2 separate regions of the Homo sapiens genome follow, and region 2 is linked to region 1. Evidence: read pairs that join two places in POLR2A ChIA-PET (ENCODE). Cell type or tissue: Panc1. All regions are shown on one strand. Each heading gives the region's core, and the rest is flanking DNA. Links, peaks and the distances in the headings are about the cores only.

Region 1 (7,707 bases), core at 1,275-6,274:
AGTGAGGGACCCCAGCTCTCTTCCTCTGTTAGACCCAGGAGTCCAGGCCCCCGGCTTCTTGGGAGTCTAGTCCCCCAGGTCCTTCCTAACCCAGACACCCAGGCATCTAGTCCTCAGTTCATCGCTCACCTCTGGCGGGTTCCTCTGCCCCCAGCCGGGGGTCTCAGCCCCATTTCATACCATGCACCCCCTCCCCCAAGGGCCTGGGCAAGGGGGAATTTTCCGAGACGTCAGAGCAGGGGTCGCAGCCAGGCTCAAGTTGCAGAGGCAGGGGCGGGGCCGAGCCTCGACCCCAGCCTCGGGGATAGGTGCTGGCCTCTGGGGCTGCCCTGCTGCAGGGGTGGCGTGGGCTTGGAGCGAGGCTTGGGGAACAGCGGGCTGGGTGAGGGCAGGGCGGAGGCTGGGAGAAGTTTACGGGGTGATGGGGGCGGGGCGGGGGGCTTGGTGAACGGGCTGTCTGCCTCAGGGTCTCGATCCTGCGACATGGGGGGAGTGAGGGGAGAGGGTCTGGGGTCAGCTGGGCTAAGCTGGGCTTATCTGCAACAGGAAGAGGGATTTCCGGCCAGATTCCCCCACCCGCCCCCAGCGTCAGCTGACGTCACAATCGGCAGAGTAACTGCGGGGGCGTGGAGCAGGAGTGAAGGCCCACCCAATCCTCCACCAGGCCCAGTAGGGAGGGCGTCCTGGGGCTGCTTCCCAGGAGTGCCAATCATAGCAATATTGACATCAACAATTTCAACAATAACAATAGTAGCAATAACGGCCAACATTAAATGAGGGCTCATTGTGTGAAACCAACTGTGCCATACCCCTTCATTGAATCCTTCTATGAGGCAAGTACAATACATACTCTCATTTGATGAAGGGGGAAGGTAAGGCAGGCATCCTCCCACTGCTCTCCTTCTCCAGACCCCATGCCCTTCCGCGCTGTAATAGTTTAGGACAATTGGGGAAACTGGAGTATGAACTGAATATGAAATATCATAGAATTCTTTTCTTAGATTTGATAATGGTATTCAGGAGGAAAGATATCATTTAGAAAATGAACTCAGAGATGAAATGTTATAATGTCTGTAACTTGTGGTTGGGCGCGGTGATTCACGCCTGTAATCCCAGCACTTTGGGAGGCTGAGGCGGGTGGATCATCTGAGGTCAGGAGTTCTAGATCAGCCTGTCCAACATGGTGAAACCCTGTCTCTACTAAAAATACAAAAAATTAGCCAGGCGTGGTGGCGGGTGCTTGTAATCCCAGCTACTCGGGAGGCTGAGGCAGGAGAATTGCTTGAACCAGGGAGATGGAGGTTGCAGTGAGCCAAGATCATGCCATTGCACTCCAGCCTGGGGAACAAGAGCGAAACTTCATCTCAAAAAAAGAAACAACAAAAAAAAAGTCTGTAACTTGCTCAAATAATTCAGCAAAAAACAACAAAAAACCACAGCTATACATGTAACATATACATACATACATGAAATATTTAGGACATACCTAAACTATAAAATTGTTCACGTAAAATTCAATAACTGGGTGTCCTATATATATATAAAATATTTTTCGAGATGGAGTCTCACTCTGTCGCCCAGGCTGGAGTGCAGTGGTGCGATCTCAGCTCACTGCAACCTCTGCCTCCCGGGTTCAAGCAATTCTGGTGCCTCAGCCTTCCAAGTAGCTGGGATTACAGGCAAGCACCACCATGCCCGGCTAATTTTTTGCATTTTTAGTAGAGATGGGGTTTTGCCATGTTGGCCAGGCTGGTCTCGAACTCCTGACCTCAAGTGATCCACTTGCCTCGGTCTCCCAAAGTGCTGGGATTACAGGCGTGAGCCACCATGCCTAGGCTAATTTTTGCATTTTTAGTAGAGATGGGGTTTTGCCATGTTGGCCAGGCTGGTCTCAAACTCCTGGCCTCAAGCTATCCACCTGCCTTAGCCTTAGTGCTGTAATTAGAAGCATGAGCCACCACCGTGCCCAGCCATCCTGCTGTATTTTAATAAGTATGTAATATTTACCATTAAAAATAACTTTTGCATATCGGCATCTTCCAGTCCCCAGCCCAGCCTCTTGATCATTAACTACTTGCCGTTCTGGAGAGCGGGTGGCATTGCTCCTCCTTCCATTTTACAGTAAAGTAAACCGGGGGTCCCATGGAGTGGGAGTGGGACTGGGATTGGAATCAGTGTGGGGTAAGCCACAGAGCCCTGGAGCATCACTGGTCCCTCTATCCGTCCAGCGCGGAGGCCTGAAGGGAGTCCTGGCTTCCCATCCTTGAAGCTGGCCTCTTGTCTGTCTCTCCATGTCTCTCTGCCCTCTTTCTTCAGGTTGGCATATCTAAAGCTGGGTCTCTGTTGCCACGGGCCTGACTCCAGTGAGGCTTTGTCACCTGGTCTCTTCTGACATCTCTGTCCCTCCCCATCTGTCTTTGAGTGTTCCTATCTCATCTCCTTGTCCGTCTCCATCTGTCTCTTGGTTTTCTCCCCGTCCCCCTTCCCACTGCACAGTCTCTGATGGTTCTCATCTCTGCCTCTGAGCCTCCTGCTCACAGCGCCATCTCTACCTCTGCTTGCCACATTCTATGTGTGTGTGTCTCTTCTTGTTCTCAGGAAGACTTGTGTGCATTAAAAAAAAAGATAAACATTTAGGGGGTACAAGTGCAGATTCCTTACTGGATATATGTCAGTATATCCAGTATACTGGCCTGGGCCTTTAGTGCACCCGAATGGTGAGCAACGTACCCAACTGGTAACTGTTCAGCTTCCCCCACGCTCCCACCTTTTGGAGTCTGCAGTGCCTGTTACCCCACTCTGCATGTCCACGTGTACCTGCTGTTCTGCTCCCACTTGGAAGTGAGAATCACATGCATTTGGAAGCGTCCTTTCTGGAGCCATCCTCTCTTCCCATCTCCTCCCGTGACCCTATGCTTGCTGTCAGTACAAGGGGGGTCAGGGGTAGAAAAGACTAGTGATGGGGGGAAGGGGCTTTGAGGATCCTGGGGCTGGGTGGTCTGGCCCAGGTGGCAGGGGGCTAAAGGGCACTTCCTGCCAGGGAGGCTCTCACCCTCTGACCAGACTGGAAAATGTGACGTCAGAGAGGGGGCAGTAAGGCGGGGAAGACAGGAACAGGAGAAATTCGACACCTCTCCTGGGGGACCTCGGTCCCTGAGAGGCCTTGGTATTGTCCATCCCCCGACTTATGCCCCACAAAGTCCTGCCCAACCTGCTCCCTCCTAATGGAGGGTTCCGATGGCTGTGTCCCTGGGAGACCCTCCACTCCTCCCCATACTCAAACCTGCCATCTCCCTCCTCTGGCCCAGTCCCTGCCCCAGCCTTCTAGACTTCCAGCCACAGTGGTGGTCGCAGGGCGTTTTTTTTTTTTTTTTTTTGAGACAGAATCTCACTCTGTCACTAAGGCTGGAGTGCAGTGGCGCGATCTCAGCTCACTGCAACCTCCTTTTACCAGGTTCAAGCGATTCTCCTGCCTCAGCCCTCCCAAGTAGCTGGGACTACATGTGCCCGCCACCACGCCCAACTAATTTTTGTATTTTTCAGTAGGCACAGGGTTTCACTATGTTGGCCAGGCTGGTCTCGAACTCGTGACCTCAAGTGATCTGCCTGCCTCCCAAAGTGCTGGGATTACAGGCGTGCGCCACCGCACCCAGCCGGTCACAGGGCCCTTTCTACAGCGCACATCTGTGCTGCCCAGGACCTTGCTGCTGCTTGAATTTTCTCAGCTTTTTGGGGCTTGCTGCTGCCTTCTGCGTAAAGCTTAAGCCCTCAGCCTGGCATTCAAGGCCCTGCACAGACACCTCTTCAGACAGGCAGAGGCCAGCTTGGAGCTGGGAAGAGAGGGGAACAGACCCCAAGTCTCTGTTCTCTCTATCTGTGGGTCTCTCCTCCTTTTTCATTTCCCAGCTCCAAGGGAGAGAACAGAGACCAACAGGGATATAGAAGCTTAGAGACAAGAAATGGAGGGGTACCCACAGAGACAGAGATAGAGGTGCCCACCGAGACTTAGAGCATGGTGAGCTGGCTGGGCATGGCAGACTGGAGAAGCTGGAAAGCCCCAGAGGAGACTTGGGGGTGGACGGTTCCTTCAGGAAGGGCCCCCTCACCCACAGGTCAGCGCCCCCATCCTGCCCTGACCACTCTGGGCTCTTATCGTCAGGGCACCGGGCCTATTTTCTGCACTGGACCTTGAGCTCTAACGGTGCAGGGCCCAGGACTTTTAGTCACCATTGTGTCCTCAAGCACTGTTCAGACCCTTGGTGAGAGTCTGCTGGATGGAAGAGGGCCTAGAAGCCTGTGAGCTCCAGAAGGGAAGGGCCTAGATCTCCTACCTTGGTGCTGAGAACACAGGAAGTAGCCAGGACACGGGGATGGGCCTCAGCTTGGCTTCACCCTTGCCATTGGCCCCCCTTTCTCCTCTGGAATAAGCAGCACTCAGCATGTGTGGAAGAGGTTTGAAGAGGGAATGGGTGCGCAGGAAGGGCTCAGAAGCCCCCGCCTGGGTGTTTGCCTGGGTAAACTCTCAAGGCTCCCCGCCATTTCCAGCTGTGGGGAAGCCAAGCCCTGCTCCCCACAGCGTGCTTCCATGCCCAGCCAGGGGTGGAAATGAACGTAAATTTATTGAAACTGGTTTTGGGGCAGGGGATGGGTGGACAGCTGGGGGTTTTCCAAAGAGAACTGAGGGAGGAGCCAGCGCCCGGCCAGGTGGGAGCGGGTGCCTGGCCACAGACCCTATCTCAGGCCCAGCTTCTTCTTTTCCTTCTGCTTCTTGCGGACCACGTCCAGATTCCGGTCCTTCCACATGCTCTTGCGAAGCTTGATGGGGCGCGAGCCCACATACTTCCCTGTGGAGACAGAGGGTTCAAGGCAGGCTCGGGTCAGGCTTAGGCCAGCGCCTGCCGCGCCTGCAGTTCCCAGGGGAGGCCGCACCCACCATTCATCTCACGCATGGCGCGCACGTAGTCGCTGGGGTCCTTGAAGCTGACGAAGCCGTAGCCCTTGGTCTTGCCTGTGCGCTTGTCACGGATCACCTTGGCCTTAAGGAAGGATGGGAAGCGGCTGAAGGCGCGTGCCAAGATGTCATCGTTCACCTCATTGCCCAGATCCCCACAGAAGATCCGGAAGTCATCTGGGGATGGGGAAGAGATGACATCAGAGGATGCAGAGGCCTTGCCCAGTGTCTACCTTGTCTGAACGATCCCACCTTTTCGGAGGTATCTAGTCTCTGCCTAGGGACCTCTTAGTAATAATGGTCAACACCTACTGACCCTGCGCCAGGAGCTCTGCTGGCACCTGGAGGGGTGTTTCCATTTCTGGCACTCCCAACCATGCTTTTACACTGAGGCACAGAGAGGTGAAGTCACTGCCCACAGTGACACAAGCAGGAAGCGGCAGAGCTAAGACAAGAGCTCAGGCATCTGGCTCCAGTCCTTACTTTTAACCTTGAACTGCACTGCCCTCCCCACCCCAGGGCCACCTCACTCATTCCTGTAGTAACACCCTTAACTCTGCCCTAGCCCTGGCCTTTCCTCTGAGCCTTGGTGTCCCTTGGTCCCCTGGACCCCTGTCACCCACTGGCTGCCCGTCATGGCACCTCAGGAACATGGGCTTCATCTTTCCTCAGCCCTGCTTCCTTGGCAAGGCCTGCCCTAACTCCCCCTTGAGACCTGGACATGCTGCCTGCTCCTCCGCCATGGCTGCACCCAGCTGACATTCTCATGCTGCCTCTGAGTTGGGCCTGTGCTTCCACTGAACATGCTCTGTCCCAATGAATCCCTGTCCCCACAAGGGAGGGGATGAGGAATATGAGGCTTAAAAGGCTAAGTGAGCCAAGCACAGTGGCTCACGCCTGTGATCCCAGCACTTTGGGAGGCTGAGGCAGGTGGATGACTTGAGCTCAAGAGTTCAAGACCAGCCTGACCAACATGGTGAAACTCCATCTCTACTAAACAATACAAAAATTAGCTGGGTGTGGTGGTGGGTGCCTGTAATCCCAGCTACTCGGAAGGCTGAGGTGGGAGAATTGCTTCAACCCAGGAGGCGGAGGCTGCAGTGAGCCAAGATTACACCACTGCACTCCAACCTGGGTGACAGTGCGAGACTCTGTCTCAAAAAAAAGAAAAAAAAAAAAAACAAAAGAAGAAACAAAACAAAACCAGGCTAAGTGACTTGCCCAAGGTCACAGAGCTAGGGTCTTCTCTGGGCCAGGTAGACGGTCCCAGGAGAGGGGGTGGAAGTCAAACACTGAAGCAGGAGGGGTCCATCTCCTTCCTCAGCCATTGCACGGCTGCCCCATGGCGTCTGTGATATGGGACACTCTAAGCACAAGTTAGGCAATGCCAGGAGCAAACAACCGGACAAACTCAGAAGGTGGGACATCATACATGACAACTGCCCTGGACACTTCAAAAAATATGTACAAAACAAAGAGGCAGGAAAGAGACCGTTCTTATTAAGATATAATCGAGGCTGGGCGTGGTGGCTTATGCCTGTAATCCCAGCACTTTGGAAGGCTGAGGCAGGCGGATCACAAGGTCAGGAGTTCGAGACCAGCCTGGCCAGCATGGTGAAACCCCGTCTCTACTAAAAATACCAAAAATTAGCCAAGCATGGTCGTGCGCGCCTGTAGTCCCAGCTATTCGGGAGGCTGAGGCAGGAGAATTACTTGACCCTGGCAGGTGGAGGTTGCAGTGAGCTGCCGAGATTGCGCCACTGCACTCCAGCCTGGGCGATGGAGCAAGACTCCGTTTCAAAAAAAAAAAAGAAAAAAAAAAAGATATAATTGAAGGACATAAAACTGCATGCATGCTGGTTCAGGGCAAAAACATTAATAGTTCTAACAGAGTTTTGGGACACCTAGGGAAATACGAATATAAACTGAAAAGAAGATACCGAATTAGTTAATGTTCTTAGACTTGATAATAGTATTATGATATGCAAAAAGTATCTCTTTTCTTTTTTTTTTTTTTTTTGAGATGGAGTCTTGTTCTGTTGCCAGGCTAGAGTGCAGTGGCCTGATCTCGGCTCACTGCAACCTCTGCCTCCTGGGTTCAGGCGATACTCCTGTCTCAGCCAACCGAGTAGCTGGGATTATAGGTGCCTCCCACCAAGCCTGGCTAATTTTTTTGTATTTTTAGAGACACGGGATTTCACCATGTTGGCCAGGCTGGTCTTGAACTCCTGACCTCAAGTGATCCACCTGCCTCCGCCTCCCAAAGTGCTGGGATTACAGGTGTGAGCCACCGTGCCTGGCCAAAATATCTCTTTTCTTAGGAGATAAATACTGAGATATTTAGAAGTGATTAATTCACTTATAACTTGCTTCAAATGACTGAGCTAAAAACAAAGAAACCAGATACATACACAAAGAGGAAAAAAGTGAACACAGCAAAATGTTAATTGCAGAATCTAGGTGGTGGGTAGACGGGTGTTTACTGTGCCATCTGTGTTTAAAATTTTTCCCGGCCAGGTACAGTGGCTCATGCCTGTAATCCCAGCACTTTGGGAGGCTGAGGCAGGAGAATCACTTGAACCTGGGGGGCGGAGGCTGCAGTGAGCCAAGATTGCGCCACTGCACTGCAGCCTGGGCGACAGAGTGGTACTCTGTCTCATAAAAAAAAAAAAAAAAAATTTTTATCCTAAGAGTTGGGAAAAAAAAAGAATGCTCTCTGAAGCCAGGCACCTCATGAGTAAAACAGGCTACAAAGC
Region 2 (6,725 bases), core at 387-5,386, 81 kb after region 1:
GCCCCCGCCTGCCTGCCCAGTAACTGCTGCCTCCACTGGCCTCTCTCCTGCTATCTTCTAGGACAGGGGGCTTCAGCCTCCCTGTCTCTCTCCTGCATGACTGCCACCTCCCCGTGACTGCCACCTCCCCAGGGCACACTGCTTCTCTGTCTCCCACTGTCACTACCCTCTCCCAGGTCACATCCTCCACTGGCAGTGACTGGCTGTCCTTCAGCTCACACGGCAGTGCACACCCCACTGCCGCCCCCTATCCCTGAGTCGCGCCTTGGCCCCCCTGCAGGCACCGTGCAGGGCCTGGTGGTGAACACGGGCGACCGCACCATCATTGGGCGCATCGCATCGCTGGCGTCGGGGGTGGAAAACGAGAAGACACCCATCGCTATCGAGATCGAGCATTTTGTGGACATCATCGCGGGCCTGGCCATTCTCTTCGGTGCCACATTTTTTATTGTGGCCATGTGCATTGGCTACACCTTCCTGCGGGCCATGGTCTTCTTCATGGCCATCGTGGTGGCCTATGTGCCTGAGGGGCTGCTGGCCACTGTCACAGTGAGTGGGGGCAGGCGGGGATGCAGGGAGCTGAGGGGCCTGCTCAACCATCTGTTCTTTCCTCCACATTTCCCCCATCACCTCCCTGCCTGTCTATCTGTCCACTTAGCTCCCATCCATTCTCCTGCCTTCCCATCATCCACTCATTCAGCAAGTCCTTCCCGAGGCAACCCTGGGGCAAGTCCTGTGCCACACATTGAGGGCGCAGAGATGACGAGGCCGGGTCCTTAACTGGAAGAGGCTGATGTCCTGTGCAGGCAGCCAGCATGTCACCAGACCTTCCACAGTCAGCACCCAGCTCCAGACCAGTCCCCAGGGAGGTGCGGGGAAGGTTCCTCTTCTCATTTTGATTGTGTGAAGAGAATTTTCAGAACCTCGGCTGGGACAGCTCAGAGAGGGGCCTCGCTACTGTATCTGGGCAGACTGGGGAAGGAGTCCCAAACAAAGCACTGGCTGAACAAAAGCTGGGGCCAAGAAAACACCTGGTGTTTGCAGAAGCACGTTGCACACGCAGCCCCGCGGCTGGGGTAAAGCCTTCCCCGTTCTTTGACGCGGGGAAGAGGACTGGAAGCCAGGGTGGGTCCCCAGCCTGCGGTGCTCACCCCTTCCCCAGGTCTGCCTGTCCCTGACAGCCAAGCGCCTGGCCAGTAAGAACTGCGTGGTCAAGAACCTGGAGGCGGTGGAGACATTGGGCTCCACTTCGGTGATCTGCTCGGACAAGACAGGGACTCTCACTCAGAACCGCATGACTGTGTCCCATCTGTGGTTTGACAACCACATCCACACAGCTGACACCACGGAAGACCAGTCAGGTGTGGGGGAGGGAGGGCACAGGCGCCAGGGCAGGATCTGGTGGATGGTGGAGACCTGAAGAGGGATAGGGAGGTAGGGAGGGCTTTGTACGAAGGCGGGGCGGCTCGGCTCCAGGTCTCAAAGGAGACTCGCTACCGGGTCTAGAGGGAAGGGTCATCCGGGGGCTGGGTCCCTCAGGGTTGGGTGGAACCCAATTCCACCCAGGTCTGGGGAGGGGGCCCGCGATATGAGCCTAGGAGGAGGGGGCTCGGTTCTGGTCCGGGAGAGCCGCCGTGCGGGACCCAGCCTGGACGCCTGGTCTGCAGGGCAGACGTTTGACCAGTCCTCGGAGACGTGGCGGGCGCTGTGCCGGGTGCTCACCCTGTGCAACCGCGCCGCCTTCAAGTCCGGCCAGGATGCAGTGCCTGTGCCCAAGGTGAGAGCCAGGGGGCCTCCAGGGAATCCCGGGAGGCTGGTGTAGCCGGCTTCGCCCCTGACACCGGTCCCCGCTCCCAGCGCATCGTGATTGGAGACGCATCGGAGACGGCGCTGCTCAAGTTCTCGGAGCTGACGCTGGGCAACGCCATGGGCTACCGGGACCGCTTCCCAAAAGTCTGCGAGATACCCTTCAACTCCACCAACAAGTTCCAGGTGCGCAGCCGGCCCCGCCCACGGCCTGGGCCCGCCCACCTCGGGCCCCGCCCCAGGCCACACCCACATCAGCGGGCCACGAGGGGCTTCGCTCCTTGCCCCTTCTCTCCGCAGCCAAACCCCACCCCATCTCCCGCTCCGCCTATGGCCCCGTCCACCAGAGGCAAGGCCCCGCCCACCACCCAGCCCCGCCCACAGCTTCTCCTCGGCGGGACTGTCCATGGGGAGCACCTCGCTCTCCAAATCCGCCCCCAGCCCAACTCCGCACCCTAATTCTGTTCATTCCCTGCGTCCAGGACTCCAAATCTGCACCTAGCCCCGCCTTAACGCTTACCTTCTACCAAGGACCCCTCCACACAAGGCCTCCATCTTCCACCTTCACCCTTCCCCGCAGCTCTCAGAGCCCGCACCGAGCTCTCGGCCCCGCCCCTCTCCTCAGCCCCGCCCCGTTCCCTCGTCCACAGCCCCGCCCCGTTCCCCCGTCCACAGCCTCGCCTCTCCCCCCCGCCCACAGCTGTCCATCCATACGCTGGAGGACCCGCGGGACCCGCGACACTTGCTGGTGATGAAGGGCGCCCCCGAGCGCGTGCTGGAGCGCTGCAGCTCCATCCTTATCAAGGGCCAGGAGCTGCCGCTGGACGAGCAGTGGCGCGAGGCCTTCCAGACCGCCTACCTCAGCCTGGGAGGCCTGGGCGAACGCGTGCTCGGTGAGACCCCTGGGCAGGGGAGGAGACTCCAGGTGCGAGGAGGAGCTAGCACAGACCCTGCCCACCACTCCCGGCCCAGCCCTGACCGTCCTCATCCCTGGCTGCTGGCTGATTTGTCGCAGTCCACAGCCTCACCCTTGACTTTCCCTGTACCAGTCCTGACCCCTGTCTGTCCTCACTTTCTACCTTGACCCCAGTCCTCACCTGGACTTTTATCCGTATCCTGACCTCTAACCTCTCCCAATTTTTGTCCTGACGCCTTAAACTTCGCTGCCTCTACCCTAGAAAGCAGATCTGTGGTCCAATTCTGGGCCTTTTACTTGCTGTGTGACCTCTGGCAAGAAATGTCCCCTCTCTGAGCCTCAGTTTCCTCATCTGTAAGATGAGAATGGGCCTCACAGGGTGGTTGTGAGGGTAGATTCAGATAATGTGAGTGAAGGGGTCAGCACAAGGTCAGGCATCCATAGGTGTTTGGTGCAAGGGGCCTGGTTATTTTACCCATTTCCTGGCCCTGCTAAGAAAGGGTGTGCCCAGGGCTCTTCCCTGACTTCCCCGTTTCCGGTCAGGCTTCTGCCAGCTCTACCTGAATGAGAAGGACTACCCGCCTGGCTATGCCTTCGACGTAGAGGCCATGAACTTTCCATCTAGCGGCCTCTGCTTTGCGGGACTTGTATCCATGATTGACCCACCCCGGGCCACCGTCCCTGATGCTGTGCTCAAGTGTCGCACCGCAGGCATCCGGGTATGCCACTGTGGGGAGGAACAAGTGGAGTGAGGACAGAGGATGGCAGCAGGATTTGGGTTGAAGAACCCCATGACAAACCCACCTGAAACTGGCTTGAACCAAAATGCATTGGTTTATGATACTGAAAAATTCTGGGGAATTAAGCTTCAGGTCTAGCCAGATCCAGGAGCTCAGTGTCATTAGGAATTTTCCTTTCTCCATGTCTCAGCTCTGCTGTTCTCTTTGCTGGCTTTATTTGCAGGCACTCCCTTCACTTGGGGACACACACACCCCTGCTCCAGCAGCTCAAACTTAACTCCCACCTGCTTAGCCACCCCACAAAAAGAGAGTGCCTCTTTTGCAGTAGCACTGGATTGGGTCACTCATTTATCCCTGAGCCAGTCACTGGGGCTGGGGGATGGAAGACCTTGATTGGCCAGGTCTGGGCTTACTTACCCAATCTTAGCCAGGGACCTCACTGCAACTGATGGTGTAGGGGAGAGGAGTGGTTCCCCAAACACAAAACAAGGGTGGGAAAGCCAAGGCCAGGCAGGCAATGCCCAAGCCCTTCCCGTGTCTCTACGGCCCTGTTACATCGGGCCTTGTTACCTTTCTAAGCTTGTTCGTTAGCCCTCTTTCCTTGTTCACTCCTCTGCAGTTATGGTGTCCTCCCTGCTGTTCCTCCGACAGTTCGGGCCTGTCCTCACCTCAGGGCCTTTGCACCTGCTGTTCTCCCTGCCAGGAGCACTCTTCTCCCAGCTTTCCACGTGGCTGACTCTCTCACCTCTTACAGGTCTCTGCTCAGATATCACCTTCTCAATAAGCCCTTCCCTGGGTACACTTAAAATCGAGTCACCGTTTCCTTCACCAAGCTTAATATGTTTTTTTCCACTTTCTAACACACTATATAATTCGTTTCTTTATTTTCTGTCACCCTCACTAGAGCTCCTCAAGGACAGGGATTTTTGTCTCTTTTGTCTCTGCTATATCCCAGGCACGTAGGAGGTGGTCACGCTTGGTCAAGTAAATGAACACGTGTATCAGCAGATGTCTCCCAGGGAGGACAGGGAGATTGGGCTGATCTGAAGGGGTCAGTGATCCACTGGTTCCCCCTACAGGTGATCATGGTAACGGGTGACCACCCCATCACCGCCAAGGCCATTGCAGCCAGTGTGGGCATCATCTCGGAAGGCAGCGAGACAGTGGAGGACATCGCTGCCCGCCTCCGTGTGCCCGTAGACCAGGTTAATCGCAAGTAAGCCCCCCCAGACCTCCCCGGGGTTCTCCCCACATCTGGCACAGACCGAGGTCCCAGCGAGGTCCTCCCATCTCCTCCCCAGGGATGCCCGTGCCTGTGTGATCAATGGCATGCAGCTGAAGGACATGGACCCATCGGAACTGGTCGAGGCCCTGCGCACCCACCCCGAGATGGTGTTTGCGCGCACCAGCCCCCAGCAGAAGCTGGTGATCGTGGAGAGCTGCCAGCGGCTGGTGAGCCCTGCTGATGAGGGTGGGCAGGCGGGCAGACAGGCGGGGCTGGTCTTGGACCGGCCTCTCACTGACCACCCACCCACCACCTGCACCCACTGCCTGCAGGGTGCGATTGTGGCCGTCACGGGGGATGGTGTGAATGACTCCCCAGCTCTGAAGAAGGCAGACATCGGAGTAGCCATGGGCATCGCTGGCTCAGATGCTGCCAAAAATGCAGCTGACATGATCCTGCTGGATGACAACTTTGCCTCCATTGTGACAGGCGTGGAGCAGGGTCCGAGCCACGCCAGGGGGAGGGCAGGCAGTGTGGGCACAGGAGGGAGAGGGCTGTGAGGAGGCTGAGGTGCCCACCCTACCCCACAGGTCGACTGATCTTCGACAACCTGAAGAAGTCTATTGCCTACACATTGACCAAGAACATCCCAGAGCTGACACCCTACCTCATCTACATCACCGTCAGCGTGCCCCTGCCCCTCGGGTGCATCACCATCCTCTTCATCGAACTCTGCACTGACATTGTAAGTCCACAGCCCAGGGTACCCATCCACAGGGTGCCCAGAGACACTTGCTTGCAGATGGACAGGAGGGACAGAGACCACCACAGACACTCTTGGGCACAGAGTGACAGACAAGACCTGTGTGTGCAATGACAGCCAGTGCAGGACACATGGGTGGCAGGCAGGTGAACAGACCTAAATGGACATACAGCCATGCACACACAGGCGGACACTCAGGTAGGCCCGGGCCGACCCATGCACACACATGACTCAGATACAGATACTCAGACAGAGATGGAAACAGAACAGGTATCTGGCCAAACTTGAATCACAGACACGTGCCCCTAAACAGACACGGACAAATAAACCCCCTCAGATAGACCCCATGGCAGACAGACAGAAAAGAACCACAGATACAGTCACGAATGCAGCCAGAGGCGCAGCTGTGTTGACAGGTATTTATTCGGTAACATTTACACAGTGCTTTCTCTGGGCCAGACACACCATCATTTCCTTAATTTTGTACTCATAACCACACTATGAGATGAGTTTTGTTACTATCACCCGTACTTTACTGATGAGCTCATCAAGGCATAGACAGGTAGAGTGGATTGTCCCAGGTCACTGGGCAAATAAGTGGCCCGGCTGTGACTTGAGCTTGAGCAGTCACAGGTCCCACAGCCTGTGGTCGTGGTCAGTATGCTCTGCTGCCACTCTAGGCACAAGCAGATGAAGGGGCACGGCGACACTGAGAGACTGAAGATACACAGAGATAGGGAGTGACACAGAAATACACAAGAGCAGATACAGTCACAGAGAATTACACTGGAGACAGGGACAGAGAAACAGAGTGAGGAACAGAGAAAGAGAGGGAGGGAGACAGAGGGAGAAGATAAAAGCAGATGTTCTTACGAAGATGGGCACCAGGATGCCAACACCCAGGGGCCAGTGGGGCCCAGGCTGTCCAGGCTGGTGTGGCTGTGCCGTCCCTGCAGGTCCTGCCTGCTAACCTCAGTCCTGTTCCTGCTCACAAGTGGGGGAAGGGGGACCCGAAGTGGAGGGGACAAGGGCCCAGCCAAACCCTCAGTCCCAGTTCCTTCCACTCCTGGCCAGTTCCCATCTGTGTCCCTGGCATATGAAAAGGCCGAGAGTGACATCATGCACCTGCGTCCACGCAACCCAAAGCGTGACAGATTGGTCAACGAGCCCCTGGCTGCCTACTCCTACTTCCAGATTGGTGGGTGCCCGTGGGCCGGGGAGCCTGGAGGTGGGGGGCTCTGCGCTGGGCTGCTCGCCTGCCCCAGGCCCTGCCTT

The links. Peaks named below come from ENCODE experiments on the same cell type or tissue, not always from the same donor. Only the 100,000 strongest peaks of a DNase experiment are listed, where the experiment ranks them.
Region 2: POLR2A ChIA-PET joins it to region 1 with 8 read pairs; 14 of 35 experiments call an interaction of 5 or more read pairs at or near these places.

Annotation. Positions count from the first base shown.
Region 1 is chr19:35,634,579-35,642,285 of GRCh38, reverse strand. RBM42 (RNA binding motif protein 42) reads right to left here. Exons shown (of 10, transcript NM_024321.5): 9 at 4,934-5,128; 10 at 4,601-4,844. The coding sequence ends at 4,732. ETV2 (ETS variant transcription factor 2) reads right to left here and starts at 541. Exons shown (of 7, transcript NM_014209.4): 1 at 130-541. RefSeq lists an enhancer at 1-385. In Panc1, for the core only: no CTCF peak of the experiment used is centred there; no DNase peak of the experiment used is centred there.
Region 2 is chr19:35,553,629-35,560,353 of GRCh38, reverse strand. ATP4A (ATPase H+/K+ transporting subunit alpha) reads left to right here. Exons shown (of 22, transcript NM_000704.3): 7 at 281-549; 8 at 1,163-1,361; 9 at 1,668-1,777; 10 at 1,858-1,992; 11 at 2,507-2,699; 12 at 3,266-3,441; 13 at 4,542-4,678; 14 at 4,764-4,914; 15 at 5,020-5,188; 16 at 5,278-5,432; 17 at 6,525-6,648. Among named protein-coding and RNA genes, the nearest start is that of ATP4A, 6.7 kb to the left of the region's middle. RefSeq lists enhancers at 1,090-1,189, 1,644-2,259, 2,329-2,418 and a silencer at 1,969-2,068. In Panc1, for the core only: a CTCF peak has its summit at 4,533 (motif pointing left); a DNase peak (open chromatin) is centred at 2,282; H3K4me3 peaks cover 1,486 bases; H3K27me3 peaks cover 252 bases.